Linked DNA regions of Homo sapiens: region 1 is linked to region 2. Evidence: read pairs that join two places in POLR2A ChIA-PET (ENCODE). Cell type or tissue: Panc1. All regions are shown on one strand. Links, peaks and the distances in the headings refer to the core of each region. The heading gives the core; the rest is flanking DNA. Region 1 holds the start of ROR1-AS1 (ROR1 antisense RNA 1). Region 2 overlaps LOC105378771 (a long non-coding RNA gene).

Region 1 (8,704 bases), core at 550-8,549, 400 kb after region 2:
GAATCGGAATGCAAAAGAAGCTCCACAGGTACTTCTGATACAAACCCCCGGCTTAGATCTCTGGGGGTGGTTCCTGGCAATCTGCATCTTTAGTCCATCCTCTAGGTGTGTCTTACAGACACCCCAGTTTGAGAGACATGGCATCAACTATTGTTCTGAGTTTTATCAGAGCAGAGGTAGCCAAATCTTCTAGACCTTATAGATCAGCTCCGATGCACAAGATTGGCATGAAAACAGCTTACATTAAAGTTTACTTAAAAATTACACATTTCCTATTAATTTTAATCTTCACAGTCTTATGAGGCTGCTGTAGCTGGAATTATAAGTGAAGAAAATGAGGTTCAGAAAGGATAAGTAACTTCTCCAGGGTATTTTCTGAGCACTCTGAGCAGGTGGCAGAGTTTGGGCTCAAATCACATCTTTTTGACTCAAGCCCTGAGCTCCATTCCTGCACTTATGATGTGGTGCACAGTGCCTAGATAGCACTTTCACACATAGAATCTTCCTTGTGCTATAGAAGAGCCCTGTAGGCAAAGTTACTTATCCTTTCTGAAAAATCACAATCTCGGCTCACTGCGACCTCAACCTCCCAGGTTCAACCAATCCTCGTGCATCAGCCTCCCAAGTAGCTTGGACTACAGACACACACCAGCATGCCCAGCTAATTTTTGTATTTTTTTGTAGAGAACAGGGTCTCACTTTGTTGCCTAGACTGGTCTCAAACTCGTGGGCTCAAGCAGTCCTCCGCTCTGCCTTCCAAAGTGCTGGGATTATAGGTGTGAGTTACCTCATTCAGGCCCTCCTGCCTTCCTTTTATTATATGGTAGGGTGGGATGGGCAGGAATTTGTTGTCTTTTGGGGGCTTCTGATGTCCGAATGTCTTATTAATTAGCCCTACCAACAGACACAACTCAGACCAGAGCTAACCCTGTCAATTTAGACATCACTTCCTCTAGGAAGCCTTTGCTATATCCCTCCAGTAAAGGTCACATGACCTCCTCTGCACACTCAGTCTCCCTGTCTTTGTCCATATCACATAGCACTATCTGTTCCATGAGGCCAGGTATTGTCCATATGTACAATAGGAACATAACTCTTAATCAAATATTCGTGGAGTTGATGAACAAGTGCAGTTAGAATCAGTGGATAAATCCTTCTAATATTCAAAGCAATGAAGGCAGCTCACTTTTCTCCTATGCCTATTCTAAAATCAAATTATTCTTTTATTCATATTGTCTGTTTTAACTAGATTTTATGTGCATAAGTGTATTGTAAAGTGGGAAGGAAGACCACTAGAGGCAAGTACTTCCTTCTCCATTTGATGATGAGGAATCTGAAGGTAAGAGGCAGCAAGTAACTTTTCTAAGGTCACACAGCCTATCAGATATAGAGCTGGGTTTTGCATTCAGGTCAATTGAACATTGAACCCTGAGGACAGGCAGCTGGTAAGTATCACAGCTGAGATTAAAACGCAAGCCATCTAATTCCCATCCTCATCTTTCTTCTGCTTGCTTCCTGCCTAAAAAACAGGATAACAAAGGAGGGTTGTTTCTGTTTGTAATTTCAAAGTTAGTACTCAATATATCACAAGGGTCTCTTAAATCATACAGTGTTCATTACCTGCATATTCCTTGTGAGAGTTAAGCTTTGGTCTTCCTCATTTTACCAGATGGGAAACCAAGGCCAGGAAGTTTCAGCATTCTCACCAGCTCTTCAGAAAGCTCATGTATCTTGGAAGCAGAATGCAGGATGGTGCTGGAGGGGCTGAGAGTAGGTAGGAAATTAAGGGACTCTGTTAGGAGCAGTGGAGTAAAGACCTTTAACTTGAAACCATTTAAAAAATACTTTCATACCATATATTTGTGAGCCCAGGTAATTTCTGAATTTCTGATCCAAATCTTTTCCTCCAAAATGCCTGCTAAGAAACTCTAGAGGTCGGGGGTGAAGCGGGGAGGGAGAAGGAAGAAAAAAAAAAAGAAAGTACAATGATTCCATTCAGAAACTTGGTCCAAATCCTTGTCTCTTTCTTCTATCAGAAATCCTCTGTTGTCAGTCCCTGGCATCACCTAGAGATTTCCTTACCAGCAGCATTCTTATGTTTTTACTAAAACTTCTCCTAGAAGAGCATGTTTTGCTTTTAGGAGCCAGACTTAAGAAAGTGCATCAGCTTAAAAATACATTTGCTTGTAATTTTTGTCCATGCTGCCATCTGACAGGATTTGAGGATGCTTCCATTTCTGCCAGGATAATAGCTTTGTTATCTGCTGAGATCTGCAATAGCTCGACAGCACAGGAAATCTGTGTCTCAGCCCCCTGCTCCAAGTTTAGCTCATCCATTACCTAAAATTGGGTTTACACAAGGAAAATTACTTTAGTGCTAATCCAGTTGACTTGTAAAGTAAATTTAGCTTCCTCGGGTTCCTAGTCCCATAATCTAAACTGATTTCAACAACAGCTTTAGGAGTCCTCCCACACTTCTTAAGAACCCTCAGGAGCATGGGTCCCCAGCAAGCTGACCACAGCTACTAGTCATCTTCAAGCCAGTGATGTTTGCTGCCTTGGTACATTGTCCGTGGCTCCACAATTACACACTGGAGGGTAGGGCTGGGAGTAGTGGGAGAAGATAGCCTTGGGCTATTCATTTCACATTTCTGTGTCTCCGTCTGTAAAATCCTGGTAACAAATGAGGTGCCACATAGAGGGAAAAAGTGGAATTAAATGTTTTGAACCCAACTCACAGAAAATCTGTGGAGTAAAAAGCTGATTACAAGTAACAAAATCTTCCTTTTTTTCTCCCTTGTTCCTAAGTGTTAGACCTGGGTTCACTTGCCACAACTTATAAACCAATCAAATGTGATGATGTTTAAGACTTGCTTACAGTGGTTTCCCCAAAGCTAATCAATGAAAAGTCCTTACATTCCACAAACTAGTCAGCTTTGCAGCAACAGCCTCACCTTCTTGGGGAGGCACATGATGTGAGTCACACAATTTTCATGCCAGCCCAGAGCGTTGGGTGCCATTACAAAGCCATGGGTGTCTTACATGAATGGGAGCCTCGCGGGGGGTTGAAGAGGCTGATCTGATCTGTGGTTCCTCAATTCAGAGGACATGAGCTTTTGAAAATAGGCCTTTCTAGGTGAATTGGCCTGCATGTCATAGTTTACACATACTGAGAGCTGATCATATATCAATAATTGTTCTAAGTTCCATTGTGGGTGAGTGCTATTGTGATGTGCTATTGTGTGTGTACTATTGGGTAAGTGCTATTGTGATGTTTATCAGATCCTCATCATAACCACATGAAGCAGTAAAGGTATTATCTCCAACTGGGGCACAGAAAAAAAAAGTTAACTTGTCCAAGTCACATAGCTAGTAAGTGGCAGGCCTAGAATTCCAACCCAGGCATTCTATCATGATTACTAGTGGCCACGAATCAGATGATTGTAGTAACTTGTCCTGGACTTGGGAGATCTGTATGCTGACTCATAGAGCCCTAACAGTGTCTTAATTGATACGCCCAGTGGTTTCTTCTCAGTCACCAGTGAACTTTGTAGAATAGGATGCAGCTGGTTACCCTTTCATAGCATCTTTCACCCTTTTTTCCCACCTCTTTGAGACTCTTTTTAGTGTGCTTTGTTGACTTCTCTTCCTCTTTCAACCTCATATTTGTGGATTCCCCCACAAGTTTCTGTCCCTGCCCTTCCTCCTTCCCTCACCATCTAATCTCACCTGCATACCCAGTGTGCTCATCAATTCTTATAGGTTCAACTGGCAGTTCTATAAGGATGACTGAAATTTATCAGCCAACCCTGACTCTTTTCCCGAATGCAAGACCTGCATTTCCAGCCTCCCATTGGACATTTCCCTATGGACAGCCTGCCAGCATTCCCTATTTCACCTCTCCACATTGCCGCACTAATTTGCACAGTAGCCAGTACATAATAAGCATGTGATAAATTGGTAATAGATGAAAGAATGCATAATTTAATGAAACAGTTGCCACCTTCCATAGATTTAATCTTCCAGACTGCTCTTACCTAAGCTACTTTCTTCCGTTTTTCTGAATCCCCTCACTTAACCCTGCTCTCAGGTGCCCCTCAACCTGCATCTTTTGTTTCTCTTTGTTCTGGTGCCTGTTTTCTTCTCTTCTACACTCTTTTATAGTTATTTCTGTAAATGTCTTTTCTATTCAAGAATGTGCATACATTAAGGGAAGAGATTGTATTTTCTTCATTGGTTTTCACTAAATAGCCTAACACCGTGCATTTCACAAAGAGGCACACCATATCTATGGAAAGAGTGAATCAGTGAAAGTAGACATAGCACTCTGCAGTTTACAAAGGGCTTCACAGGTACCATCCCTATATTCTGCAGTAGGCCGAAGAGATAGCCGTTGAGTCATTAGCCCCATTGTACAGATGAGGAAGCTGCAAGTTAGTGTGGTCGTTAATGGTCCAGAATCTCACTGCTCTTAAGTTTCCAAGCCATTCTTATGATTTTAAACTGGAAGGCAGATCATCCCCTCATCATGACTTTCTCCCCCATGTACTCGGGAAAAATGAGGGAGAGAGACAAGAGAACTTTGGGGTGAAAACTCACATTGGGAACAATTACAAGTGTGTCTGATTTGGTAGCTTGGATGTTACAACCACTCATCAATTTTCATGTGGCTTCAAAGACCCTCATTTGAAGCTCCTAAGAGCAGCTCACTTCAGAAGAGACCCAGGTACCAATTTATTCTGGAGAGTTCCAGTGTTTCGTCCTAAAAAAAAAAAAAAGAAAGAAAGAAAAAAGAAAGCATAAAGTTTAAACAGATCCAAGGATTTTTCTTTTGGAATCTGACAGATCTGGGTTGGAGGCCCAACTTTAACATTTAACAATCGCCTCCCTGCCCCCATTTATAAAATGAAGATAAAAACACTCTTACTCGTGGTGATATATGTGGATTAAAAGGATAAATTTTAAAGTGCTTGGCATGACTCCTGGCATGGGAACTCAGTCCATTTTCTCCCTCTGCCCCTGAATTGTGCCTCTGCCTTTAACTCCTTCTATATGTGGGACCATGACCGGTGAACTTGGGGCCAAGATGAGCCTCACCTACCAGGGGTAGAGAGTAGAAAGCCCAAGCTGATGACTGAAGCTGGAAGTGTCAGCTTCTTGCACAATTGCTGCCCTCTTAGAGCTGCTTGAGGCCATCTCAACGTGCAACATGACTGACATGCAGTTAGGTCATTGAAATCACACCATCGGAATTCTTCAGCTTAATATGTCGCTTCTTAGAAAGTTAATGCCCTTTTGATACTATCAGTATGAAATGTTGAGAAGCAAAAGCTCAAAGGCTTAATTTTAGAAGAGAGAGAGCAGTTTCTAAAGGAGTGACTGATGGGAGAGAGACTCAGTAGTTGACTATGCAAAGGTGCCCAGGGCAGGTGTGAACAACAAAGCTGGCTTCCTGATACAGGTAGTACTGAAAGAACCCCGGCTCCACAGCCCTGCAGCACCTTTAAAGAAAGGGTGAGGGAGACATGCTTAAGCATTTTTTTTTCTGCTCCACAACAGGGCCCAGGGTATTGACAGTGCTGACAGAACAACTGAGAAGTTGTTTAGGTTGGCATTAACAAACCCGGCACATTGCCTTTTCTGATTGACACAATTCAAACGGGTATCAACTGCCTTTCAGTACCACTGAGAAGTGGTGAACGATGAGGGAATCATAGGGCCATCCAAGTGCATTCCTAGCAGGGACCATGAATCAGCCTTATCTTGTCCCACCTCCTCTTTACACAGGGAGGTAAGCCAAGGCTCAGGACATCATCAGATATGTGATAAATCCTCCATTAACTGGAATAGTCAGTTAACAAGACTTGTTTGCCTTTTATATTGTTATAGTCCAATTTTGGTTAAGTAGAGGTAAAATAGGTAAAAATAAGATGGTTGTTTGTTTGCTTGTTTTTGAGACGAGGTCTCACTCTGTCACCAGGCTGGATTGCAGTGGTGCGATCATGGCTCACTGCAGCGTCTACCTCTTGGACTCAAGCAATCCCCCTACCTCAGCCTCCCGAGTAGCTGGGACTACAGGCACGTGCCCAGTTAGGTTGGGATTTTTTCATTGAAGTGATTTTAAGTAATATGTACAGTTTCACATCTGGTACCTTGCTCCACCATTTACTAACTAGGTGACCCTGGACACATTTCTTTATTTTTATTTTTATAACTTGCTCTGTTGCCCAGGATGGAGTGCAGTGGTGCAATCATAGCTCACTGCAGCCTTGAACTCCTGAGCTCAAGGGATCCTCTTGCCTCAGCCTCCCGAAGAGCTGGGGCTACAGGCACATGCCACCATGCCTGGCTAATTTTTAATTTTTATTTATTTATTTATTTATTTTGTAGAGACAGGTCTTGTCTTATTGCCCAGGCTGGTCTTGAACTGCTGGCTTTAAGCAATTCTCCCACCCTAGCCTCCCAAAGTGCATTTCTTAAATTCTTATATATGCCTCAGTTTACTCATCTGTATAAGAGGGTAAATAGAACTTACCTCTTATGGTTGTAACGATAAATAAATAAGATAAAGTATATATATGTGTATATATATATATCACTTAAAAAGAATAAGCACTCAATATATATTTATTTTATTAATACTGCTATTATCATCTGCTTTTGCTCTATCTCTATTCCTGCCTGATGCACCTGAAGGTTGAGCGGCATTGTAAACAGAGGGTGGCAGCATGAGCTTAGGCATTGTGTGGAACTGGATGTGAACTTGGGGAAATTGCTTCATTCTCTAAACCTCAGTTTCCTCATCTATTAAATGGGAGGAGTAATACCTGCCTCTGCATGATTCTTGTATGGAACAAATAAGATCATATTTATAAAGTGCTTAATACACACCTGCCAATAAATGGTCAACATGATTATGGTTAGAATAAGGATTCTAAAAGCATTATAAAGTGCCGGATCATGAAAGATCGTAGCTCTTCATTGATTCAGTATTTATCTCTTGAGTACTTGCTTTATGCCAGATACAGAGTTTGGCACTGGGGACCCAGATTTACAATGTGTTGAAACAAATGGAAGTTTCTCGTGAACTCTTGGTCACTAATGAGATGAGACCATCCCGTTCCACCGCACTTTCAAGTTAATCCATGCTCTTCTATAGAATCCTTACATTCCAGCTGTGGGATGGCTGTGTCTCATATCTCCTCAGATCAAAAAGCATTTCTGCGAACAGTGATATTGAACATTAAACTGGCTGCATCAAACTTGAAAGGATGGGGCGGTGATTTTGTGTCACAATATTTTTAACATTATGCCTGGCGAATGTGCACATGTTAGATATAAAGGAGGTTTCCAAAGGGGAAGCTTTACTACTTGGACTTTTAAATTGCCAGGCTGCATTCTTGGGAAAGCCACATAAAAGAATACCCCTTTTTAAATGAGTATTACCTCAAAAAGTATAGCTCTTTTACGAAAGGAATATGTTGTTCTGAAGCCTTGTCCTTGATGATTTTACTGATATTGTGATGGTTATTTCAACTAACATAAGAAGGAATCTATTAGATAACAAACATTCACAGATTGCCTCTGCTTGCTGGGAATTACATCCAGCAGCTTGAAGAGCTGGGTATATTGAAAGGAAAAGGGCGTTTTAAATGTATAATCTACTCTTCCCTTTGGCACCAATCCGTGTAGTGAGACAACACTTGGCTGGGACTCGGGATCTGGCCCTGGCTTCCATTCTGCCATGACTTTGAGAGGAAACTCAAGTTCCGCCTTCTCCAGGAAGTTATCCCTGACCACCCCAGCCTACGGTGGATTTTCCTGCACTGAATGTGTTACACTTAGATTCCATGGTATATGATTTAACACATGGCCTCTCATATGAAATAACATATGAAATGTTATTTCAACATTTTATATCTTGTCTCTCCAGAAACGTTACATGCTCCTTGAGGGAAGAAATCAAGTCTAACCTGCCTTTTGAACCCTCTATGTAGTGCTATAAAATAAATATGTCCTCAACCAAGTCCTGATTGACTAAGAAAACCAGTGATTGGTCAATGATGTTACTTTGTCTTCTGCTAAACATTTTTGGGGCAGGGGATAGAGGGGTGTGGGAGAATGGGAGTTCAACTCAGAGGAAACTTAGTAAAGAGGAAAAGACATAACAGACCTGGTATTGAGTCCCCATCTGGCCAATTAATCACCAAGTTATCAAATAAAGCCTATTTGATCTCTTCGACCTCATTTTCCTCATCTTTGAAATATCTTCCTCTTAGCATGATTTTGAGGATCAAATAGAGATAATATATGGAAAATTCTTTGTATGCAGGAGCCCACTTTGTAATGTTATTCATTGCTTCAATTTTCAATTTGGCTTGGGTTAAGAAAAAAAGTATTTTTTTTTCTCTCAAACCAGTGAGCGGGGGAAGAATGATAAAAATCACATTTTCTGAAATTACTCTAGCTTATGTAAGAAGTTTGATCTGCCAGTATTTGCCTTTTTCTCACATCACCTGCTGCATGCCACACACCTGATTTGTCTGTTGTGTTCATGTAGGATTTTGTAGCTCACAAAAGCATTTTCACATGCATTATCATACAAAAACCCTGTGATACAGGCACTGTGGAAGTAAGTATTCCCATTTCATTGATGAGTAAACTGAGACTCACAGAGGCTTTAAAAATGCCCCAACATCACCCT
Region 2 (8,704 bases), core at 499-8,498:
AGCCCCCCACTCCCTCTTAGAGGCCAGTGCTTCCCCTGTGCTTGTAGACAATGTAGAGACCATTACCCTTCAAGTGAACACATGACCTCCCTCTTTACTCACCTTTTGGCCACCAGACAAAAAAAGATAGAATTAAATCAAAACACATCCTTGCCAGGAAAGTACTGAGCCTATTCAGGGAAGAAAGAAACTAGATTTCAGGGAAGCTGTAGGACCTAACCCACAAGTACAGAAGCTGGGAGAGTATGTGTGGGCCTGGACTCTGAGAGTGCTGGATCAAGGGGAGACCGACCATACAAGTGGATGAGGGAGAGTTTATAGGTATGGCAGCAATCTCCCTGCCTAGGACCCTGGGAGGCAGTGTTAGCGCACCTCCTGGTGACTCTTAGAAGGCTGGAGAGGGCTATAACCCACAAAAGTGAAGTGGAAATACCAGAGTCACTATGGAAGACATTGAAAGGAGAGATTGAATGGCTCAGAGAACTGTGCATACCAGAATGAATAAAGTATGTAAGGCTGGTAAATCCACCAGAAGACTCTTGCGCAGGTGGGCTCCGGAAACACTTCGTTTGCCAATGCAATAAGCAACACACTGACAAAAAGACCATCATCACGGAGAAGCTCAGTGATGGCCACTCTCTATAGACTAGAGTTAATGCTGGGAGATTTGGGCTCCTAATAACAGTAGGGATGATTAGATATTAAAAATAGAGGCCAGGTTTCAGCATTTAACTATGAGAAGCAAGGGAGGTGCAATTATCATAGTAACAATAGGAATGATAAGATCTCGATAACAATAGGGATGATAAAATCTCAAAAATAGAGGCCAGATTTCAGGATTTAACTGTGAAAAGCAAGGTTGGCACAATTATCATAGTAAGTGGCAAGATAGAAAAGCCCAATCTGCTATGGAGATGGTGTAATGTCCCCAGTAGGTCAAATACGCAGGTCTAGGAACCAAGGGGTTTGTGTAGGAATAGCCCCCTTATCATCACTTTCAGTTATTCACTTGGGGAATTTGTGCTTCATTTTCACAGCCCTGGTTTCTAGAGGCTTAGCAGTGTTGGCTCACAGAGGGGAAAATGCTTCCACCAAGGGACACAGCAAGAATCCCATTAAATGTTAAGCCACATCTTTCTCTCTAGTCCCTTCAGGATCCTGGCAGGAGTAATTGATCCTGACCATCAGGAAGAGGTAGCACTGGTGTTACACAATGGGGGCAGGGAAGAATATGTTTGGCACCCAGGTGATCCATTTGAGTGTTTCTTGATACTTTTTGCCCAGTTTTGATGATAAATAGGTAAGTGTAGGAGTCATTGCCTGAGAAGGGCAGAGGAACAAGATTTCAAATCCCTCGGATATGAAGGTCTGGGCACCCTCACCAGGTAAGCTATCTAAACCTGCAGAGGCAGTAGCTGAGACTGAGGGGAGTGATAGGAGACGAAGAAGATGCTGAGTATCTGTTTTGTCCTTGGGATCAGGTGCAGCAGGCAACACATTAGTTTACAGCATTAACCTTCCTCTTTTAAGTTTCTCTAGAAAAAGAGGTCCACTAGAATCCTAAAAGATCTGCTTTCAGGACACACACCAAAGGAGTGGATCTGAGCAACATGAGGCATGGACTGGCATGGATGTTGTGGCGCCCCAGCCAAATTCTGTCTCCCCACCCCCAGGATCAAAGCACTCATTCCCCCAGCTACTAAGAGTGTTGACCATTGACAGCATATGGCTGAGTCCAGTCCCAGAGGCTGCCCTCAGCTGAAGAGAGTTGCCTCGCTCAATGCCACACACCTTCCTTAAGGGCAGCCCTGAGCATAATGGGTCATTGCTGCGTGGTCATAAAAGCTCAGCCCCATTGCCCCAATTAGGAACAATGCTTCAGGGCTCTTCAAACACCAGAGCTCTCTATGGAATGGGATGAGGGCTTTTGTGTGACTGCGTCACCACCCAGCTTCACTCTGTGCCCAGTCCTATTCCTTTGCTTCTTCCGCAGATCGCAGTTCTGAGAACCCTCCCAAGTGAGTTTTCAGCATGCTAATCTTTTACTCAGAGTCTGTGTTCCGGAGAACAGGGAGGCAATACAAAGCAACCTGCAGTTCCAAACAACAATAAATTCCAAGCTGGATAATCAAAAAATATGTATATATTAATATATATGTGGAGATATATGTATAGGCAAATCATGGCAAAACTTCAGAAAATCAAAAAAGATATTTAGAGATGGGAAGAAGGAAAAGATAATGTCAGAAAGGCAAAACTTTTCTCAATAGAGCAGCAATTTTTCTGAGGGCTGACTTCTCTAGAGAAAATATTGAAGCCAGAAAAGGGTGAAATGAAATGGTCAATGCAGTGACATAAAATAACCTAGAATCTCATACCCAGGAAAATAACCAGTCAAAAATAAGGGCAAAATACGAACGTTTCAGAAAAAAACAAAAATACAAAGTTTACAAACAACAGACACTGAATAAATGTTTGTTAAGGAATATATCTCAGACAGAATAGATGGAGGGTGCAAGGACAGATGGTGAATGTGTATTTTGGCAAATTTACAGATAAAACTTAAGAAAACGTTTAATTTATGAAATGATAATAATGTCTAGTGTCTGTTGGGGGCAAAGAGCCTAGAATAGACAAAAGTAGCATGTGAATTTAGAGGAGTGGGAGATCAGATTTAAGGCACCCTGAAGTCATAGTATGTTTGGGGAAAAAAATACTATTTAAACTTTGTCCAAAAGAATGACATAGCACTTTAATTAATTAATTCCAAACTTGTAGGGGAAGAACTAGGATGGGGAAGAGAAAAAATGCAGTCAATCCAAAGGAGGTAGGAAGGGTGGGTGTAAAACAGGAAAGGCAGAATGAATAGAAGGATAAATAGAAATAAGAGAGTAGACATAAATCCAAATAAGTCAGTAATCAAAATAAGGGGAAAAAATTCTGGGCATAGTGGTGTACCCTTGTAATTCTGACTACTTGGGAGGCTGACGTGGGAGAATTGCCATAGCTCAGGAATTCAAGATCAGCCTGGCCAATATAGCAAGACCCCATCTTGAAAGAAAAAGAAAGCAAGAAGGAAGGAAGGAAGGGAGGGAGGAAAGAAGGAAGGAAGGAGAAGAAAGGAAGAAAGAAAGAGGGGAGGGAGAGAGAGAAGAAAGAAAGAAAGAAAAAGAAAGAAAGAAAGAAAGAAAAAGAAGGAAGGAAGGAAAGAAGGAAAGAAGAAAAAGAAAGAAAGGAAATAAGAAAGGAACGTGGTGGCTCACGCCTGTAATCCTAGCACTTTGAAGACTGAGGCGGGTGGATCACGAGGTCCAGAGATTGAGACCATCCTGCCCAACATGGTGAAACCTCGTCTCTACTGAAAATACAATAATAATAATAATAAGCTGGGTGTGGCCGTGCGTGCCTGTAGTCCCAGCTACTTGGGAAGCTGAGGCAGGAGGATTGCTTGAACCCGGGAGGTGGAGGTTGCAGTGGGCCAAGATTGCACCACTGCATTCCAGCCTGGGGACAGAGCGAGACTCTGTCTCAAAAAAAAAAAAAAAAAAAAAAAAGATAAAGAGAAAGAAAGAAAAGAAAGCAAGCAAGAAAGAAACAGAAGGAAAATGGATTAAGCTGTCTTGTTAAAGCACCAAGACCCTCATACCGCATAGAAACAAACTCCAGCTATGTCCTTTCTATAAGAGACTAACTAAATAAAATACAAGGACAAAAAAAGTTTGAATGTCAAAGCCTAGAAAAAATATGTCAGGAAAATATTAACCAAAAGAAAGCAGGCCAACAAAACAAAACAGACTTTGAGGAAAAAAGCATTTAAAAAGATAAAATCACTACATAATGGTAAGAGTTTCGATTTGTTAGGAACATAACAGTTGAAAACTTATATTTACCTAATAATACACCTTCAAAATATAGAAACAAAAACGGTTTGATCTATGAAGAGGCATTAACAAATCCTTCACTATTTTAATACAGCTTTCTTGGTTATTGCTAGATCAAGTAGAAAACAATGTTGGCAAAGATATTTGAGATTTGAACAGCATCATGTAAAAGCTTTCAGGACACTGCTTTGATTTATCATCTCCCCCAGGTCTCCACTTCACCTCATAAACATTCCCATCGCTCTTGTCCTGACTTTTTCGTTCACACATCTCAGGGTAGTCCTTGATTTGTGTCTGCGCCACCAGTTTTATTATCTGCCTCTGGTTTGCGGCTTTACTCATATTCTCAATTTTGCCTTCATAGTTTCTTAAGCAAGATTTCTCTCTTCCAGTATCTTAGCCAAAGAGAAGCCTAAGCAGGGCTAGACTTTAACCCCCTTGTCTTCCTCAAATTACAAAAGGAGTTGGGGGACAGGTTCAGACATCATATAAATGTTAGTGCTTGGCACATGTTAGGTAAGTGCTCATAAATGTATGTAGAACAAAAGCAATAAATATTAACTTATTTGAAGGATTTTTCTCCCAGCATCATTTACTTCTAGATCAAAGTGCTTAGTCATATCAGACCCTAATCCCTAAATGCACAGAGCTTTGTCCATTTTCCTTCTCCCAGCCCTGCATCCCTACACATTCCAGGTCTTTATCTTTCTTCTCTAGTCCCTACCTCCTACAACTTAGTGCCAACCACAGAATGACAGAGGCTGGGGATGGTTCTTCCAGTAGAGCTCATGGCAGAGACAGCAGTGGTATATGGAAACTACCTCATATGCAGCGCTCTCCCAGCTGACAGCCTTCTTAGAAAATGAGAATTCATCTGGCAATAAATAACAAGGGCTACAGAGCTGTTCCTACTCTTTGACCCAGTAATTCCACTTCTGGGAATTTTCTCTAAGGAAATAACTTAAGGGGGAAAAAAATCCATCTGTCTAAAGATGTTCACAGCAGATCAATTCATAAGAAAGGAAAACTGGAAACAATCCAAATTCCCAGTATTGGGGAAATGGCAGGCAGATTGTGACACAGTATCACAATGGAATACACTATAGCTATTACAAAGGGCAGTTATATGCACTAGGCCAATTCTTGGAAGTGTACTTGTGAAGTTACATTCTGAGAGAGCAGCGTACCCGAAAACTCACCATTTATTGTCTATTGCTTGTAAGACACTCCAAACCTGGTTCTAAGGATGATGAAACTGAGGCTCGAGGCGTTTATTGCCCTGCCTGGAGAGAAATTGGAATTCAAGACTGGATCTCTCTGATGCCAACGTCCATGTCCTCCTATACATGTAGCTTCCAGCTGTGTCTAATTTTCCAGCGAAATGGAAAGGGAACAGAGAGTGATCCAAGCAGATTAGAGTTCTGTTTTTTGATTTTTTTTGAGACGGAGTCTTGCTCTGTCGCCAGGCTGGAGTGCAATGGCGCGATCTTGGCTCACTGCAACCTCCGCCTCCCGAGTTCAAGAGACTCTCCTGCCTCAGCCTCCCGAGTAGCTGGGACTACAGGCAGCCGCCACCACGCCCAGCTAATTTTTGTATTTTTAGTAGAGATGGGGTTTCACCATGTTGGCCAGGATGGTCTCGAGCTCTTGACCTCGTGATCTGCCCACCTTGGCCTCCCAAAGTGCTGGGATTACAGGTGTGAACCACTTCACCCTGACTAGAGTTTATTTTTAATTGTCTTAATAATGGTAAATGTTTAAAATTTTTTTAAAAAGAGGAATGAAACAGATCTGTCTCATGAAGACCAGGCCCGACCATAGCTCGATCCAAGGGTCTGTGCCAGGTAGACACCCACATTACCTATCTGTCTCCATTATATACCCAAATACCCTGAGAGGCTTGTTCAGTGCGCACATGCTTTCTTCCCTGAACCCCTGCTCTGCATTCAAACTTTATGTCTGTGACACAGTGAGCTACTGCTTGTGGTAGAAATATGGATATTTATTTTTGGTTTGTTTGGAGCCAGAAAGAAAGATTGAAAATCACTGGTTAAAATATTGTCCTCAAAAGGTCCATGTGAAAACCCAGGAGCTTGTGACACAAATGAGAAGAATGAATGTTTTCCAATTTTCAACATATGACTTGATATAGGCACACTGGGTAAAATGGAAGATGCTTGGGTTTTGTGTGAATTTTGGAGTAAGAGTGATTTAGGTTCAAGTCTTGGCCCAATTGTAATTGTGGGTAAGATCTATTTTATTTTATTTTTTAAAATTTTTATTTATTTATTTATTTATTTATTTATTTATTTAGAGATGGAGTTTCACTCTTGTTGCCCAGGCTGAAGTACAATGGCACGATCTTGGCTCACCGCAACCTCTGCCTCCTGGGTTCAAGTGATTCTCCTGCCTCAGACTCCCCAGTAACTGGGATTACAGGCATGCACCACCACGCCTGGCTAATTTTGTATTTTTAGTAAAGATGGGGTTTCTCTGTGTTAGTCAGGCTGGTCTCGAACTCCTGACCTCAGTTGATCCACCCGCCTCAGTCTCCCAAAGTGCTGGGATTACAGGCGTGAGCCACCGTGTCTGGCCAAGATCTATTTTAAACACACCCACACACCCCTGGCATTTGCCCTTAGAAACTGTTAGAACAACATGTCTACCTTGCCCTTTACCTTGATATCGTTGAATTTTGCCACTGACAAAATGTCCTGGTTCTTGGGCTAATGATGTCTCAACGAAAGATAAGGATTAGAAATACTTTGTTTCTAAAGATCTTCTGTTCTTTAGCTGATGCCTGCGTTTCTGTTCCTTGTCCTTCCCTAGTACATTCACCAAGCAAAGTTGCAATGGCAGGAGCCCTTCTGGCTTCTCCTAGGGCCACCTGCACCTGCCTGCAGTCCAGATGGCTGACTTCCCCACTTCCTCCTTCATTACCTCTCATTAGAGAAGCAATTGGACCACAGGTTTGGACTGACCAATGAATAAAGGGCAAGGGGCCACTTCAAGGTATTTTTAGTCTTAAAGAAACTATAAAACCAACCAAGACACAGCAATGGGAGGACTCCAGGCTCGAAGGCAGTAGGCCCAGAGGACAGCTCGGCATGAGTGCACCAGCTTCAGAGTTGTGCTTCTTGGCTGTTCTTCAGAGTCAGCAGTTGTTCCCTCAATGACTTTGCAGAAGTGGCAAGATGAGGTTGGTGGGGAGAGACAAGCGGCATGGGTTTGTAAGACCCTTACTGTCAGCTGACCCACCCGCCCTGCTAGGTTCCGGCTGCCGTGACCACAGCCTTCTAGTTAAAAGTAATACTTTTCTTCATATTTTATGGCAGATAGTTGGGATTTTGACTTTGCCATTGCAAATACACAGAAAGGAAACAATAACCCCAGGGGTGAGGAGCGGGCAGAATAATTCAAGATATTAAAGTCAGAACTGGGTCACTGGGCAGGAATTAGAAGAGGGAGCTTGTGCTGTACAGACCTCTAGGAGCTACCAGCAAATACAGTGCTTACTTGCACTGTGACTTTGAGCCAGGTGCTTAACCTCTCTGACCTTGAGGTTCCTTATCTGTAGAATGGGCTAATCCTTCCCATGATGCAGAGTTGTTATAAATATTAGAGAAAATGTGTCCAACATACCTGGCTATTAGTGCCCAGAGTGACCTTAATATGGAAATAGCATCTGGTCAGAATGAAGGGTCCCACCCTCCATGTGCCCTGAACACACAGATAGTATAACTACAACCATGCACTATCCCACCATATTTTAATGGCATGCGGTCTTTCTCACTGGTGTGTAAACTGTGAGGAGAGACTAAGATTCATCTCTGTGTCCTCAGGGTGTGGCTGGTACCTGGCACCATGTCAGGCTCAGAGTGGATATTTTTGTACTTTGAAATTGTAAATTAGTATTTAGATGATGAAAACCCCTCATTCTTTCTCTCTTTCCTCTGCATTTGCCTCTTTTGTTTCTTAAATGTAAAGGAATTTAAACCAAATAGGCTTTTTGTGATCAGATTGGGCTAGGCTGTGTTTCAGTAACAGCCCACTCTGAAATCTCAGTGGCTTAACTTAACAAAAGTTTATTTCTGACTCATGCAAAGTCCCCTGTGGTTATGGGCGACTCTCCAGGGCAGCTGTTCTCCATACAGTGGCTCAGAAACCCCAGGCGCCTTTGATCCGGTGGCTCCATCATCTCAGCACAAGGCAAAGCGAGAGCCCCTGGAGAGCTGCACCCTCCAGGCTGTGCTTCAGCCCAGAAGTGCTACCTGTCACTTCCCTGCAGAGCCCCTTGGCCAGACGTAGTCACGTGGCCACATCTAACTGCAAGATAGCTGGGAAGAGTAGTTTTCAGTGTGCCCAGGATGGAGAGCTGAACTGGATCTTAAGGTGTCCTAATCATGCCCAGTGTAAGGGCTCAAGCTAAAATGCAAAACAACCAAAAGCAAAAGTGGAAAAATCACCCACATTTGTTGTTCCTTTTATGAAACATACATTTACTTATTTATCCAATGAATATTTGTTGAAAACCTATAAGGTACCAAGCATTGCTCTAAGTACTGGGGCATAGTGGTGAATAAAAAAGGTCCCTGACATCATGAGCTTATATTCTGTTGGGGAGTGACAAACAATAAATAGGTATATAAACTCTCAGATGGTTATATGTGCTATGAAGGAAAATAATAAAATAGGGTAAAAGGATAGAAAAGGAGAGAGGAAGTTACTATTTTGGATGTGGTAGTAGAGGAAGTCCTTTCTGAGAAGAGACTTGATGAAGTAAGAGATGACATGCCAGTACATGAGGTGGAGGAGAGGAGACT

The links. Peaks named below come from ENCODE experiments on the same cell type or tissue, not always from the same donor. Only the 100,000 strongest peaks of a DNase experiment are listed, where the experiment ranks them.
Region 1: POLR2A ChIA-PET joins it to region 2 with 11 read pairs; 2 of 35 experiments call an interaction of 5 or more read pairs at or near these places.

Annotation. Positions count from the first base shown.
Region 1 is chr1:64,109,030-64,117,733 of GRCh38, forward strand. All of the region lies in intron 4 of ROR1 (receptor tyrosine kinase like orphan receptor 1), which reads left to right. ROR1-AS1 (ROR1 antisense RNA 1) reads right to left here and starts at 3,176. Exons shown (of 6, transcript NR_110666.1): 1 at 2,917-3,176; 2 at 2,083-2,340; 3 at 1,854-1,928; 4 at 1,621-1,764. In Panc1, for the core only: no CTCF peak of the experiment used is centred there; no DNase peak of the experiment used is centred there.
Region 2 is chr1:63,706,369-63,715,072 of GRCh38, forward strand. The region is part of intron 1 of LOC105378771 (a long non-coding RNA gene); the gene reads left to right. Among named protein-coding and RNA genes, the nearest start is that of ROR1, 63 kb to the right of the region's middle. RefSeq lists an enhancer at 7,706-8,207. In Panc1, for the core only: no CTCF peak of the experiment used is centred there; no DNase peak of the experiment used is centred there; H3K27ac peaks cover 3,697 bases.